Regions from separate parts of the Homo sapiens genome. Here region 1 is linked to region 2. A link is a loop called in an ENCODE intact Hi-C map of the cell type or tissue named here. Cell type or tissue: heart right ventricle. All regions are shown on one strand. Each heading gives the region's core, and the rest is flanking DNA. Links, peaks and the distances in the headings are about the cores only.

Evidence for each region. Hi-C counts contacts between places; a loop is a spot of excess contacts. Peaks named below come from ENCODE experiments on the same cell type or tissue, not always from the same donor. Only the 100,000 strongest peaks of a DNase experiment are listed, where the experiment ranks them.
Region 1: it touches region 2 in a loop (1.9-fold over the local background); 12 of 110 quality-filtered maps call a loop at or near these places.

The regions. Positions count from the first base shown.
Region 1 is chr7:152,420,234-152,428,570 of GRCh38, reverse strand. The region is part of intron 1 of KMT2C (lysine methyltransferase 2C); the gene reads left to right. Among named protein-coding and RNA genes, the nearest start is that of KMT2C, 12 kb to the left of the region's middle. In heart right ventricle, for the core only: no CTCF peak of the experiment used is centred there; no DNase peak of the experiment used is centred there.
Region 2 is chr7:152,374,776-152,383,112 of GRCh38, reverse strand. The region is part of intron 1 of KMT2C (lysine methyltransferase 2C); the gene reads left to right. Among named protein-coding and RNA genes, the nearest start is that of KMT2C, 57 kb to the left of the region's middle. In heart right ventricle, for the core only: no CTCF peak of the experiment used is centred there; a DNase peak (open chromatin) is centred at 3,156.

The sequences.
Region 1 (8,337 bases), core at 240-8,239, 45 kb before region 2:
CAACCTCTGCCTCCCGGGTACAAGTGATTCTCCTTCCTTAGCCTCCTGAGTAGCCAGGATTACAGGCACCCACCACCATGCCCGGCTAGTTTTTTTTTTTTTTTTTTTTTTTGTATTTTTAGTAGAGACGGGGTTTCACCATGTTGGCCAGGCTGGTCTCGAACTCCTGACCTCAGGTGATCCACCTGCCTCAGCCTCCCAAAATGATGGGATTACAGGCATGAGCCACCGCACCCAGCCCTTTTTATGATTTTTAAACTTGGATTTTAAGTGTTTTTCATTAATTAGAATCTAAAACGGTATTTGCGCCTATACTTTGTAGGCTAGGTTTAATCTGCGGACCACCAGGGGACTACAGGTCTCAATCTCTGCTTTATGCCCAGTTATTTTATTTTTTAAATGAAAGTTTTCAAAGCAGGTATTTACAGTATTCTTGAGGATAGGAACCTTACTAAATTACTTTGTATTCTGTTTAGCATTTATGCATTTGAATGTAGGCACTCAAATACTTGGTGATTTAATGATGCCTATTATTAAAAAAACACTGTGGTAATAATATGGAGACAGGAGTTACCTGGAGGCAGAGATAATAGGCTGTTACAATAGTTGTAGTGTGAGAGATCAAGCCAAAGCATAGAATGTTGGTAGTGCGAATGGGGAGGAAGATTCCAGTCACTGCAAAGGAGGAATTCGGCAGTTTCTGGCATAGATGTTGTAGCAGGCATCCAAATAGATTGGATGCCTGCTAAGCATTCGGGGAAGTAGGACTGGAGTTGAGGAATCGATTAGGATAAGTATTTAAAGATGTGACTTAACATGTAATCACTGAGAATATGGCGTATGGGAATTAGTAAAGGATTAGGATGCTTTGTTGCCCTTAGGAGATAGGGGACCAGTTATACCCGGAAAAACAAGAAAGGAAATCAGAATATATTCTCATGACAAATGGACAACATATACATACAAGATGCTCATGGCAGCAGTATTAGTAGTAGAGAAAAGTTGGCAACAACAAAATATGCATCAATGGACTACCATGCAGTTTTAAATCAAGACATAGAGATAGATCTGTGGGCCCTGAAGTGGGAGAATGTCTATGATACATTGTTGAACTAGAGAAAAACCTTTCCAAAAGTTGTAAAGCAGTAAGTTTAGCAGTAACTTTATTTTGTGAAAAGCACATAAACCCAAACTGTGTGTATATTTTGTGCATATAAAAAGATTGGGAAGAATACATAATAAATATTAATACTCTGGGGGCCGGGCGCAGTGGCTAACGCCTGTAATCCCAGCACTTTGGGAGGCCAGGAGGGTGAGTCACGAGGTCAGGAGTTCAAGACCAGCCTGGCCAAGATGGTGAAACCCCGTCTCTACTAAAACTACAAAAATTAGCCAGTCATGGTGGCAGGCGCCTGTAATCCCAGCTACTCGGGAGGCTGAGGCAGGAGAATTGCTTGAACCTGGGTGGCAGAGTTTGCAGTGAGCTGAAATCGTGCCATTGCACTCCAGCCTGGGCGACAGAGTGAGACTCTGTCTCAAAAACAAAACAAAACAAAACAAAAAAAAACTCTGGGGAGTATATTCTTTCAGTATACATTTATGCATTTAAAAAAAGAAAAAAGCTTAATACTTCAGAAATGGTAAATCATTTGACAAATGAGAAAACCAAATTCTGGGGGCATCACTGATTATAGAGCCTAGACCTTCTGGATTCAAGTCTAGGTTGTACTACATATTAGCTGTTTGACCTTGGGCAAGTTACTTAAATTTTTTGTGCTATGGTTGCCTCACCTGTAGAGAGGACGTAATAATACACCTAATTTAGGATTGTTATGAATTTATATATATGTGTAGAATTTAGAACAGTTTCTGGCATAGACTAAGTCCTATTAAGAGGTGCTGTTGTAAGGATTTAACTACTGTTGTTACTGTCATTGCCACTAATCATCAATTATCAATCAGTTGCCTGTTATAAACTATTTAGAGACAGAAGTGATTAGAAACCAAACTCACTCCAAAAATGCCATGATATAAGGCTGGGTATGTTGGCTCACACCTGTAATCCCAGTGCTTTGGGAAGCAAAGGTGGGAGGATTGCTTAAGTCTAGGCGTTAGAGACCAGCCTGGGCAACATAGTGAGATCCCCATCTCTACAAAAAATTAAAAATAGCTGGATGCGGTGGTATGCACTTGTAGCTCCAGTTACTTGGGAGGCTGAGATGGGAGGATTGCTTGAGCCCAGGAGTTGGAGGCTACAGTGAGCTGTGATCATGCCACTGCACTCCAGCCTGGGTGACAGAGCGAGACCCTATCTCCCAAAAAAAAAAAAAAAAAAAAAAACTATGACATAAAATAATGCAGTTGTTATTGGAGGCGGGGATAGTGGGGTGGCAAAGATTTTCTTTGTACGCAGATGTCCCCAATATATAGAAGAAAGATTTTTAAAAAGCTAGGTCAGCAGAAATCTCTATGAAATGTTTTTCATTATGAGCAATACACGAAAAACAGTCAAAGCAATTCCCTAGGAGTTGTATATGTAGTAATATTATTCCAAAGTTTTTTATTGCTCAAACTTTTAAATGTTGTTAGAGTAGATTTTTACATATTATAACTCTACTGGCTAGGGTTTTATTAGTAGGCCTCCCTCAGTGAGACTTGTTTTAGGTGGTTTTAAAATGATTTCTTACATCTTTTATCCTTGGTCACTTTAAATCTTTACACCTTATTGTAATCGATTTACATTAGAAGCAGCATACTTGATGGTCTCAGTGAAGTCTGTGTGGTGGTGTTCTTTTAGTGGAGCCTAGCAAAAAAAGAATTTCCTTGATTTCCTGATCTTTGGGATTCTAGTCATATGGACCACATTTGGAATAAGCACATAGTTGAATATAAAATGACAAAATGAAACATAACCATATTCTTAAAGTTCTCATTGAATTGTTCTACCATAGTTGAAGTGTTTGGTCAGTATGGCCAAGTGTTTGTTTGTTTTTGAGACGGAGTTTCGCTCTTGTCACCCTGGCTGGAGTGCAGTGGCACGATCTCGGCTTACTGCAACCTATGCCTCCCTGGTTCCAGCGATTCTCCTTCCTCAGACCCCGGAGTAGCTGAGAGTACAGGCGCCCCTCCACCACGCCTGGCTAATTTTTCTATTTTTAATGGAGATGGGGTTTCACCATGTTGGCCAGGCTGGTCTCGAACTTCTGACCTCAGGTGATCCACCCACCTTGGCCTTCCAAAGTGCAGGGATTACTGGTGTGAGCCACTGTGCCTGGCCCTAAGTGTTTCTTATATTAGACTTTCATACTTATAGAGTTGTAGAATATTAGAACTATTAATAGATGAGAATTCAAGAAGATTGAGTCTAACCCCTCATTTTATAGATAACTGAGCCCCAGAGAGATTATGGAATACTAGAAGTCATATATTAAGGTGTTACTTTTACAGTAAATAAAGGAGATGGTAGTCTACTGTATTGGTGTAGACCCATAGTAAATCATGCCTATGGGTATTCATGCTATTGTATAGTCATCTCTCTTTGTATCTCGCCTAGCCCTGTGACTCACTTTAACCAGTAGAACATAGCAAAAATGACACTTTGCTATTTTTGGGTACAAGCCTTGAGCATGTCAGGCAGCTTCTACTTTTGTACTCTTGGGAGCTCTGAGTTGCTGCCGTGCAAGAAGCTGTCATACCTTGCTGGAGAGATGATGTGGAGAGGAAGAGATTCCAGGACTATATGGAAAGAGGGAGGCTTAACTATCTCAGTGTCCTAGCTGCCTTCAGCCCTTAGTTGACTTGCCTGTTGAATACAGACACAAAAGTGATTAGTAAGATTAGCGAAGGGGCCGGCGTGGGGGCTTATGACTGTGCAGTCCCAGCACTCTGGGAGGCCAAGGCATGTGGAACACTTGAGCCCAGGAGTTCAAGACCAGCCCGGGCAATATAGCAAGACACTGTCTCTACAAAAAAATACAGAAATTAGCTGAGTGTGGTGGCATGTCTCTGTAGTCCTAGCTACTTAGGAGGCTGAGGTGGGAGGATTGGTCAAGCCCAGGAGGGTGAGGCTGCAGTGAACCATTATCTTGCCATTGCACTCAAGCCTGGGCGACAGAGTGAAACCTTGTTTCTCTCTCTCACACACAAAAAAAAGATTAACAGAGGAACCACCTAGCTAAGCTCAGTCCAGGTTACGAAATCATAAATAAGTAAAATGCTGGTTGTTTTAATCTGTTTTGCTGGAAGCAGATAGTTTTCTGAATTAAGGGACGCTAAGAACAAAGAGTATTTGGAGCTGGGTGTGGTAGTACATGCCTTTAGTCCCAGCTACTTAGGAGGTTGAGGTGGGAGGATCACTTGAGCAGAGGAGTTGGAGGCTGCAGTGAGCTATGATCCTGCAACTGCACCCCACCCAGCCTGGGTGACAGAACAATACCCGGTCTCAGAAAAAAAAAATGCATTTGGGATACGAGTGATAAAAATCATTATTTTCCATCCTCTTTTACTGAAATAGTTAAATGAAGTTTCTCCTTAACCTTACCCTTTATTTTTCTAAAGTATTTTGAAATACAGATTTTTATTATTGAGGACTTTAAATAGTATTTAAAAATGGAATTGTCACAGTGTAGATTGGGCTATAGTTAGGTCATACAGAATAGAAAGATAAAACAATTATGAATATCAACCCTAAAAAGGATATAGTTTATTTATTTATTTATTTTTGTTGACTTGTACAGAGATCTTTATATATTTGAGCATCCTGGACTCTTGACAGAAGAACTGATTTCTATTTCTGGGCCAATTCTTAACAGCCGGGTATATCAGTAAGGACTAGGTTTGTCTTTATGTGATTGAAAACCCCGTAATAATAATGACTTGAACAGGAGTGTTTATTTCTGTTTCACTTCAAAATCTGGAGGGTAGGTACTGAGGCTGGTATTGTCCCTCTACACTGCAAAGTCATCAGGAGTGTCTCCCTTTATCTAACTTCTCAGACATTTCTAGGTTGTGGCCTTTGCCCTAAGATTCCTTGATGGCTACTAAAGTCCCAATTACATTACATGCATGTCCCATGAAGCAAAATACAGAAAGGAGTCCAAGGGCACACAGCCTCCTCCTTTGAAGAAATATTGTATGTTTTCTCTTACATATAATTGGCTAGAACTATCACAGAGTTCACATGGCTACCTGTAGCTGCAAGGGAGGCTGGGAATGTAGTTTGTTTGTTTTCTGAGACAGAGTCTCGCTCTGTCATGCAGGCTGGAGTGCAATGACATGATTTTGGCTCACTGCAACCTCCGCCTCCCGAGTTCAAGCGATTCTCCTGCCTTAGCCTCCCAAGTAGCTGGGATTACAGGCATGCACCACCAAGCCTGGCTAATTTTTGTATTTTTAGTAGAGACAGGGTTTCACCATGTTGGTCAGGTTGGTACGAACTCCTGACCTCTGGTGATCCACCTGCTTTGGCCTCCCAAAGTTTTGGAATTACAGGCGTGAGCCACCGCACCCGGCTGGGAATGTAGTTTTTTTTTCTTTTTTTCTTTTTTTTTTTTTGAGATGAGAGTCTCGCTCTGTTGCCCAGGCTGGAGTGCATTGGTGTGATCTTGGCTCACTGTAAGCTCCGCCTCCCGGGTTCATGCCATTCTCCTGCCTCCACCTCCTGAGTAGCTGGGACTACAGGCCACCATGCCTGGCTAATTTTTTGTATTTTTATTAGAGACGGGGTTTCACCGTGTTAGCCAGGTTGATCTTGATCTCCTGACCTCGTGATCTGCCTGCCTTGGCCTTCCAAAGTGCTGAGATTACAGGCGTGAGCCACTGCGCCTGGTTGGGAATGTAGTTTTTTTAGATGAGTACCTTGCTACTTAGAATAGGTTCAAAGTCTGGTTACTGATGGTGGGAATAAATATTACAGAAATAGCTAGTAAATAGTCTTTACCACTTTGAGCAATTGGTTTATCACCATAGGCCTAATTTTCTCATGTGTGAGAATTATGATACTGAAGTTCTTGCGATGGCAGATAATTTCATGTTGAGGCCCGGTTGATTGGTAGTGACTGCTTTCAACAATGCTTTGTTGAATCCTGAGCCCCCAGGGTTTTCTTTTTTTTTCTTTTTGAGACAGAGTCTTGCTCTGTCGCGTGGCTGGAGTGCAGTGATGCGATCTTGGCTCACTGCAACCTCCGCCTCCTGGGTTCAAGCGATTCTCGTGCCTCAGCCTCCCTAGTAGCTGTGATTACAGGCATCTGCCACCACGCCTGGCTAATTTTTTTTTTTTTTTTTTTTTAGTAGAGACTGGGTTTTGCCGTGTTGGCCAGGCTGGTCTCGAAATACTGACCTCAGGTGATCCACTTGCCTTGTCCTCCCAAAGTGCTGGGATTACAGGTGTGAGCCACTGCGCCCAGCCCTAAGCCTCCAGTTTTTGACCTCAGCATGGTGAGGAAGTAGTAGAAGTATGTATTTTGGGTGAAGAGGAGAGTAAAAGCATGCTCCCATTTATATGCTAACGCTGTGCTTTTTAAAAATGTGGTTACTTCAACTTTTGTAATCTTTTCATTGAAAACATTTGGTTATTCTGCTAACCTTTGACTATTCTCTTTAAAAATGTCCTACATTCATTCCATATTTTAAAGTTTTCTAATAAACCTGAGTTCCCACTTGTTTTTTTTCCTTCCAGCTTTTATTTTAGGTTCAGGGGTTACATGCACAGATTTGTTAACATGGGCACATTGCGTGTCGCTGAGGCTTAGAGCACAAATCATTTTGTCACTCAGATAGTGAGCATAGTACCCAGTAGGTAGTTTTTGGATCCTCAACTTCCTCCCAGCCTCCACCCTCGAGTAAGCCTTGGTGTCTCTTGGTCCCCTCTGTGTCCACATGTACTTAGTGTTTAGCTCCCACTTGGAAGTTAGAACACACAGTATTTGGCTTTCTGTTAATTAATTCGCTTACGAATAATGGCCTCCAACTGCATCCATGCTGTTGCAAAGGATCATTTCATTCTTTTTTTATGGCTGCACAGTATTCTGTCTCGTATATGTACCATGTTTTCTTTATCCAGTCCGCTGTTGATGGGCAGTTAGGTTGATTCCATGTCTTTGCTGTTGTGCAAAGTCCTGTGATGAACATATGTGTATGTGTGTCTTTATGGTAGAACGATTTCTATTAATTTGGGTATATATCCAGTAATGGGATACCTGGATTGAATGGTAGTTCTCAGTTCTTTGAGAAATCCCCAAAGTGCTTTTGACAGTGGCTGAACTAATTAACATTCCCACTAGCAGTGTATAAGCCTTCCCTTTTCTCTACAACCTTGCCAACATGTTTTTTTTGTGTGTGACTTTTTAATCATAGCCATTCTGACTTGTGTGAGATGGTATCTCATTGTGGTTTTGATTTGCATTTCTCTAATGATAAGTGATGTTGAGCATTTTTTCATATGCTTGTTGGCCACATATGTCTTCTTTTGAGAAGTGTCTGTTCATGCCCTTTGCCCATTTTTAAATGGGGTTGTTTTTTGCTTGTTTTTTTTTTATTATAAACTATTTTTTTATTATACTTTAAATTCTAGGGTACATGTGCACAACTTGCAGGTTTGTTACATATGTATACAAGGTGCCATGTTGGTGTGCTGCACCCATTAACTTGTCATTTACATTAAGTATATCTCCTAATGCTAGTTTTTTGCTTGTTGATTTAAGTTCCTTACAGATTCTGTATATTAGGCCTTTTTTTTTTTGAGATGGAGTCTCTTTCTGTTACAGTCTGGAGTGCAGTGGTGCGATCTCAGCTCACTGCAACCTGTGCCTCCCGGGTTCAAGCAATTCTCCTGCCTCAGCTTCCCGAGTAGCTGGGACTACAGGCGTGCACCACCGCACCCAGCTAATTTTTGTATTTTTAGTAGAGATGGGGTTTCACCATGTTGGCCAGAATGGTCTCGATCTCCTGACCTTGTGATCCACCCACCTCGGCCTCCCAAAGTTCTGGGATTACAGGTGTGAGCCACTGAGCCAGGCCAGGCCTTTGTTGAATGCATAGTTTGCAGATATTTTCTCCCGTTCTGTAGGTTGTCTGTTTACTCTGTTGATAATCTCTTTTGCTGTGCAGAAGTTCCCGCTTTGTGCAGAACATTCCAAACACTGGAGATAGGGATGATGCAGATAAATACTAAACTCCTTTAATGTGTATATCAGAATATACAGAATATGTTACGGTGACAAAGGATCCCAATTCTTAGTGGCATCAGTCACAAAGGTTCATTTCTTGCTCATGCTATGTGTTCATCACAGATCGGTGTGGGTGTTAGATTATAGGTGACTTAAAATCTCTTCCTTTCAA
Region 2 (8,337 bases), core at 112-8,111:
AATATAGAAAAGTAGAAAAATGTATACAAATATTTGAAATACATTATGTGGAATCATGTTTGTATTTTTCTTAGCTTAGGAAAGAAAGCCATTAAAAGAGTTACATGTCAATAACCATGATACTATAGGATTTTAGTAGTTGCAGAGTATTACATTACTTAAATAAATGATTCATGGAATAGTCTTTTTTTATTGGACAAGGAATTTTCCCCTCCACCTCAATCTTTGAGAGTTAGAAACAATGCAGAGATGAGTGTCTTTATAGTTAAACCTTTGTACATTTTATAATTTACTCATGATAAATTTTCAAGTTGAATTCCTAGGCCAAAGAGTATACAGATTTTAAAGACTTTCAATGTTGGCAGATATCACTTTAGGATAATTATACCAATTTATACTCTTACCAGTAATATATGAGTGTATATATTTACCTATTCCTTGCCAGTTCTGGAAATTGTGAATTTAACAGAATCTTCCAAAAAGCATTGAAAATTGGCCTGGGAATGTAAATATCCTTTTCTTCCCCATTCAGCTTACTAATGAATCTATCATAATCTCAGCTGTCTGAATCTAAAAGAGAACCAGTAAAATTGAGATGACAAGTTTATTGCAAAATAAATGACCTGAAAGCCACAGGCATTGGGTGGGGTGGGGGAAGGGCAGGTAATGGTGACTGAGGTGACTCTGTGTTTGGGTTTTTGAAAAGATGGTAGATTTGAAGGATAAGGAGTTCAGAGAAGTAGAAAGGCAAATAGGGGCCGTTATAAATAAGGACAGTGGCATGAGCCAACAGGGTTATCTCTCATGTTTATAGAACATGGCTAGATCTGGTTTCCCTATAAGTTGATTTCTTACTGTTATTCTGAGTTGAATGCGTATCTTTTGTCTCAATGAAGCCTGAATGGCTTTTGATGTCTCTGATCTGGAAAGGTTGTTTATGTATCTCAGAATAAGTCATTTTGCTAAAAAAGGCTACTCCTGAGGGAGAGCAGTGGAAAAAAGAGTTGGAAAAGTGGATTGTAGCTAGTTGAAAAAAGGATTTGAATGTCAAGCTTTAGGAATTAGGTTCTTATTTGGTATGTTACGGGCAACCATATGGACTTTTGAGCAGGTGAAAAATACAGTATTAATGGGTAGGGATAGCTTGGGAGGGAAGGAGACATGGACATTGAGCTTCAGAAAAACCAGTTAGTAAAATATTTCAGATGATACATTGGTAATAGAAAAGGATCCGTTGAAATGTGAGGCATTCACTTGGAAAGAACTGGCAGAATGTGGTAATTAACTGCTATAAGGACCCCAAAATAAAAGGAATAATCAAACATCACTCAAAGCTTTTAGCACAGTTTTTGATAACAGTCAGTGTCAGAAGGAGAAGACAACTTTGTTCCTAAAAGTTATATTGTAAAATAAATGTAGCTTATACATTTTTGAAAGTGAAATCTCAGGATTCATGGTATCTTTACTTCTACTTGCCAAATTATTAAAATGGTGTTATATTTCTTAAGATATTTTAAAGCCTCTATTGTAGAACAGAAATAGTAGAAAATGGAACTAATGTTTATTAACAATTACTATGGAAGAGGGAATAGAAATGTGTTGCTCTTGAACAGATTTATTCAGCTTTGGCACTGTTGACATTTTGGACTAGCTAATTCCTTGTCATGGGCAGTATCTCCTGTGTGTAGGATGTTAAGCAGCATTCCTGGCCTCCACCCGCTAGATATAGTAGCACACCCGCACCCCTCCCCCCCTCCCTGCCCCCGTGACAACCAAAAATGTCTTTAGACATTGCCAGATGTCCCTTGGGGAGCAAAAATTACTCCCTCTCCCCAGTTAAGAACCATTGTTCTAGAGTACAGAATCAATCCCACTAAATAAATGTTATTGGCGTGTTTAGAACAGTGCCTAGCACATAGCTGGCACTCAAATATTTGTTGAATAAATGAGTAGTCAGATTTTCATTGTGAATTAAAAACAGAACAAAACTTGATGACTGACCACTCAAGTTGCTTTTACAAAAGAAATGGGATGTCCATTGAACATCTGTTTTAGATCTGATTTCCCAATCTGGATTATTAAAATGAGGAGGCTATTTTTTCCCAGTATATAAATGATTCTAATACTTTTTGCTGTAAAACTTTTGGAGTCTCTCTGCTAAATTATGTTCCAGTTTCGTAGCTTGGGATTCAAGTCATAAATATACTAGGTCTGTCTTACCTTTCGGTGCTTTTATTTGTTCCCTTTTGAACATGGCTGAATTTTACTTTTCTGTCCACCTGCCCGCCATTCGTGCTACCCCTCCTTCCTTTTTCCACTCTCATCTTTTTCCCATTTTCCAGTCTGTAAATCCTACCTATCCTTTTATTTTTTAAATTACAAGATCTCATTCTGTTACTTAGGCAGGAGTGCGGTGGCACAATCATAGTTGACTGCAGCTTCGAATTTCTGGGCCCAAATGACCCTCCCATCTCAGCCTCCCAAGTAGCTGGGAATACAGGTGCGCAATACTGTGCCCGGCTAGTTTTTTTTTTTTTTTCTTTTGAGACAGAGTTTCGCTCTTGTTGCCCAGGCTGGAGTGCAATGGTGCGATCTCGGCTCACTGCAACCTCTGCCTCCCGGGTTCAAGCGACTCTCCTGTCTCCGCCTCTCGAGTAGCTGTGACTATAGTCGCATGCCCCCATGCTCAGCTAATTTTTGTGTTTTTAGTAGAGGTGGGGTTTCATCATAGTGGTCAGGTTGGCCTTGAACTCCTGACCTCAGGTGATCTGCCTGCCTCGGCCTCCCAAAGTGCTGGGATTATAGGTGTGAGCCACTGTGCCCAGCCTAGTTTTTTTTGTTTTGTTTTTTGTTTTGTTTTGTTTTTTTTTTTGGAGATGGAGTCTCGCTCTGTTGCCCATCCTGGAGTGAAGTAGTGTAGTGGTGTGATCTCAGCTCACTGCAACTTCTGCCTCCTGGGTTCAAGTGATTCTCCTGCCTCAGCCTCCCAAGTAGCTGGGACTACAGGCACATGCTGCCACCCCTGGCTAAGTTTTTATATTTTAGTAGAGATGGGGTTTCACCATGTTACCCAGCTGGTCTCGAATTCCTGAGCTCAGGCAATCCGCCTGCCTCGGCCTCCCAAAGTGTTAGGATTACAGGTGTGAGCCACCATGCCCAGCCATTCCCGGCTAGTTTTTGTAGATACTGGGGTCTCGCTGTGTTGCCTAGGCTGGTCTCGAACCCATGGGCTCAAGTGATCCTCCCATTACAGCCTCCTAAAGTGCTGGGATTACAGGCATGGGCCACTGTGCCCTGCCCTGTCCTCCTTTTTGAAGTCTCTCTCTCTCTGTCTTTTATACTTATTTTTTCTCTCTTGTCATGTCTTTGTCCTTGTCTTTTTTGATGGAGTCTTACTCTGTCACACAGGCTGGATTGCAGTGGCACAGTTCTAGCTCACTGCAGCCTTGAACTCCTGGGGTCAAGTGATCCTCTAGCTCAAGTGATCCTCCTACTTCAGCCTCTGAGTAGCTGGGGCTCTATGTGTGCACCACCACGCCTGGCTCCTTTGTCCATTTTTGTTTGTTTGTTTTTTGGAGACAGAGTCTTACTCTGTCGCCTAGGCTGGAGTGCAGTGGCATGATCTCGGCTCACTGCAACCTCCACCTTCTGGGTTCAGGCGATTCTCCTGCCTCAGCCTCCTGAGTAGCTGGGATTACAGGTGCCCACCACCACGCCTGGCTTATTTTTGTATATTTAGTAGAGATGGGGTTTCACCATGTTGACCAGGCTGGTCTTGAACTCCAGACCTGTGTTCTGCCTGCCTTGGACTCCCGAAGTGCTGGGAATACAGGCATGAGCCACTGCACCCTGGCCTTAACTACGTATTTTTTATATCTGCACAGTGTTTTGGAAAAAGTGGTTCAACTGAAAGAATGAAAAGATGGGGGCAGAATTTGCTTTTTAAAAAAATAATAATAATTTAAAAAAAGGGCATTGAAAAAAGTTTCAGTGGTGTTGGGAGGGCCTTGGAACAAGGAATGAATGGAAGATGAGGGAGTGGAGGGAGGCCATGTATGGACTCTTTCTACAGACCAGGCTGTTGAAGGAGAGAGGGCTAACAGGAAATGAAGTGCGGGGGAAGTTTTTTGAAGATGGGAGAAAGAGGACAACTTTTATATATTTCATTTCATTTGATTCCTTATAAATTTGTAAGGAAGATAGAGCTTGTATTATTTCAGTGAAGTTGAAAATAGAGTACAGAAAAATTAAGATACAGCACCCCCAAAACTGAGAACTTCTGACATAATACACTGTTGGAAATACTTACTTCAGAGTGAAGAAAATATTGGAAGTTAGGCTTGTTAATTGCTCTGCATGGTTCATAATTACTCTTTCTTATTAACTATTTAAGGAACATGAGACCAGGAAGTTAAATACCTGGGTATATGCAGATATATATCTAGAATTGGTACCAAAGTAAATACAGGCATACCTTGGAGATACTGTAGGTTCCATTATAGACTACCACAATAAAGTGAGTATCACCATAAAGCAAGGCACACAAATATTTTGGTTTACCAGTGCATGTAAATATTATGTTTATATTCTACTGCAGTCTATTAAATGTTCAGTAGCGTTATATTTAAAAAACCAATGTGCATACTTTAATTTAAAAATACTTTATTGCTAAAAAATGCTACTGATCATCTGAGCTTTCAGTAAATTGTAAGATTTTTTGCTGATAGAGGATGTTGGTGGCTGCTGACTGATCCCAGCAGTGATTGCTGAAGGTTGGGGTGCCTCTGGTAGTTTCTTACAATAAGACAACAATGAAGTTTGCTACATTGATTGCCTGTTTCTTTCATGAAAGATTTCTCTGTAGCACGTGATGCTGTTTGATAGCATTTTTTACCCAAAAGTAGAACTTTTTTCAAAATTGGAGTCAGCTCAAACACTGCTTTAACAACTAAGGTTATATAGTATTCTGAATCCTTTGTTGTTATTCAACAATTTCACAGCCTCTTCACCAGGAGTAGATTCCATCTTTAAGAAACCACTTTCTTGGCTCATCTGTAAGGAACAACTCCTAATCTGTTCAAGTTTTATCATGAGATTGCAGCAATCCAGTCACATCTTCAGGCTCCACTTCTAATTCTCTTGCTGTTTCCACTACATCTGCAATGACTTCCTCCACTTGAGTCTTGAACCCCTCAAAGTTATCCATGAGAGTTGGAATCAACTTCTTCCAGACACCTGTTCATGTTGATATTTTGACTTCCTCTCATGAATTATGAATGTTCTTAATGACATCTACGGTGGTGAATCCTTTCCAGAAGGTTTTCAGTTTACTTTGCCCAAATCTACTACAGGAATCACTTTTTTTTTTTTTTTTTTTTGAGACGGAGTCTCGCTTTGTCGCCCTGGCTGGAGTGCAGTGGTGCGATCTTGGTTTAGTGCAACCTCTGCCTCCTGGTTCAAGCGATTCTCCTGACTCAGCTCCCCCGAGTATCTGGGACTACAGGTGTGTGCCACCACGCCCGGCTTATTTTTGTATTTTTAGTAGAAATAGGGTTTTGCCATGTTGGCCAGGGTCTTCTTGAACTCCTGGCTTCAAGTGATCCGCCTGCCTTGGCATCCCAGAGTGCTGGGATTACAGGCATGAGCCACCGTACCTGGCCGAAATGTATTTCTTAAACAGTAAGACTTAAAAATTGAAATTACTCATTGATACGTGGGCTGCAGGATAGATGTATCGTACTGGCAGGCATGAAAGTAACATTCTTCTTTCTGAACATATCCATCAAAGCCCTCGAATGACCTGGTCCATTGTTAGTGAGTGCTAATATTTTGAAAGGAATGTTTTTTCCTTAGCAGTAGGTCTTGACAGTGGACTGAAAATATTCAGTAAGCCAACCTCTAAACAGATGTGCTGTCATCCAGGAGACTGTTGTTCCATATGTAGACAGCAAGCAGATTAGATATAGCATAATTCTTAAGAGCTCTAGGACTTTTTGAGTGGCAAATGAGCATTAGCTTCAACGTCAAGTTACCAGCTGCATTAGCCCCTAACAAGAGAGTCAGTTTTTATTTATTTATTTATTATTTTTAAAAGAGACAAGAGTCTCGCCTTGTTGCCCAGGCTGGCCTTGAACTCCTGGGCTCAAGCGATTCTCCTACCTTGGCCTCTCAAAGTGCTGGGATAACAGGTGTGGCCCCAGCCTGACCTTTGAAGCAAGGCATTGATTTTCCCTCTCTAGCTGTGAAAGTCCTAGATGGCATCTTCTTCTAATGGAAGGCTCTTTTGTCTACATAAAACACCTTGTTTAGTATAGCCACCTCCAGCAATGATCTTAGTTAGATATTCTAGATAACTTGCTACAGCTTCCATGTCAGCACTTGCTGCTTCACTTTCCACTTTTATGTTATGACGAGAGCATTTTTCCTCATGAACCAATCTCTACTTGCTTCCAGTTTTTCTTCTGCAGTTTTCTCACCTCTCTCAGCCTTCATAGAATTGAAGAAGGTTAGAGCCTTGCTGTGGATTAGGCTTTTTGCTTAAGGGAATGTTATGGCTGGTTTAATCTTCCATATGGACCACTAAAACTTTCTTCATATTAGCAACAAGATTGTTTCATGTTCACTGACATAGTGCTTTTAATTTTATTCAAGAATTTTTCATTTACATTCACAATTGGCTGAGTGGTACAAGAGGTCTAGCCTTAGGCCTTTCTCACTTTTTGATATGCCTTCCCCACTAAGATTAATCATTTGTAGCTTTTCAGTTAAAGTGAGAGGCACATGACTTTTCCTTTCCCTGAATTGTTTGAGGCCATTGTAGGATTAGGGTTAACTAATTGGCCTAATTTCAATATGGTTGTGTGTTGGGGAAACGGGAGGTCTGAAAAGAGGGAGAAAGAGAGATAGGGAATGGCTAATTGGTGGAGCAGTCAGAACACACATTATATGTTAGCCATCTTATGTGGGCGTGGTTCATGGTGTTCCAAAACAATTACAATAGTAACATCAAAGATAGCATGGTAGCTCACTCCTGGAATCCCAGCACTTTGGGAGGCCAAGGCAGGAGGATCGCTTGAGTTTGAGACTAGCCTGAGCAACATGGTGACACCCCATCTCTATAAAAAATAAATCAGCCAGGTGTGGTGGTACATGCCTGTTGTCCCACCTACCGATGAGGCTGAGCACTTGAGTCCGGAAGGTTGAGGCTGCAGTGAGCTGTGATTGTGCCACTGCACTCCAGCCTGGGTGACAGAACAAGACCCTTTCTCAACCAAAGGAAAAAATATATATATATCACTGATCGTAGATCACTATCACAGATATAATAATAATGAAAAAGTTCAAAATACTTTGAGGATTACTAAAACGTAACACAGAGACACAAAGTGAGTGCATGCTGCTGGAAAATGGTGTCAGTAGATTTGTTCAGGCTGGGTACTATGGCTCACACCTGTAATCCCAGCACTTGGGAGGCTGAGGCGGGTGGATCACCTGAGGTCAGGAGTTTGAGACCAGCCTGGCCAGCATGGTGAAACCCTGTCTCTACTAAAAATACAAAAATTAGCTGGGCGTGGTTGTGGGCGCCTGTAATCCCAGCTACTTGGGAGACTGAGGCAGAAGAATTGCTTGAACCTGGGAGATAGAGGTTTCATTGAGCCAAGATCATCCCACTGCACCCCAGCCTGGGCGACAGAGCAAGACTCCGTCTCAAAAAAAAAAAGACTTGTTCAGTGCAAGGTTGACAAAAGCCTTTGCTATTTTAAAAAAAACTCGCTGGGTGTGGTGGCTTACGCCTGTAATCCCAGCACTTTGGGAGGCCGAGGTGGGCAGATCACCTGAGGTCAGGAGTTTGAGACCAGCCTGGCCAGCATGGTGAAACCCTGTCTCTACTAAAAATAAAAAATCAGCTGGGTGTGGTGGCACGTGCCTGTAGTCTCAGCTACTCATGAGGCTGAGGCAGGAGAACCACTTGAACCTGGGAGGCGGAGGTTGCAGTAAGCCGAGATTGTGCCACTGCAGTCCAGTTTGGGCAGCAGAGTGAGACTGTGTCCCCAAACAAACAAACAACTTATTATCTGTGACGTGAAATAAAATGAGGTATGTCTGTAAGCAAAATGGATATTCCTCTTAATGTTTGACATTATTTTTTAATCGAGGAGTTCTGAAAAATTGATTTTGCATGGATTTTTTTCCTTGTGTTTTTCTCTTCAATTTTTTTTTTTTTTTTTGAGAGACAGAGTCTCCCTGTGTCACTAAGGCTAGAGTACAATGCTGCGATCTCGGCTCACTGCAAGCTCCGCCTCTCGGGTTCAAGCCACCCCAAGTAGCTGGGATTAC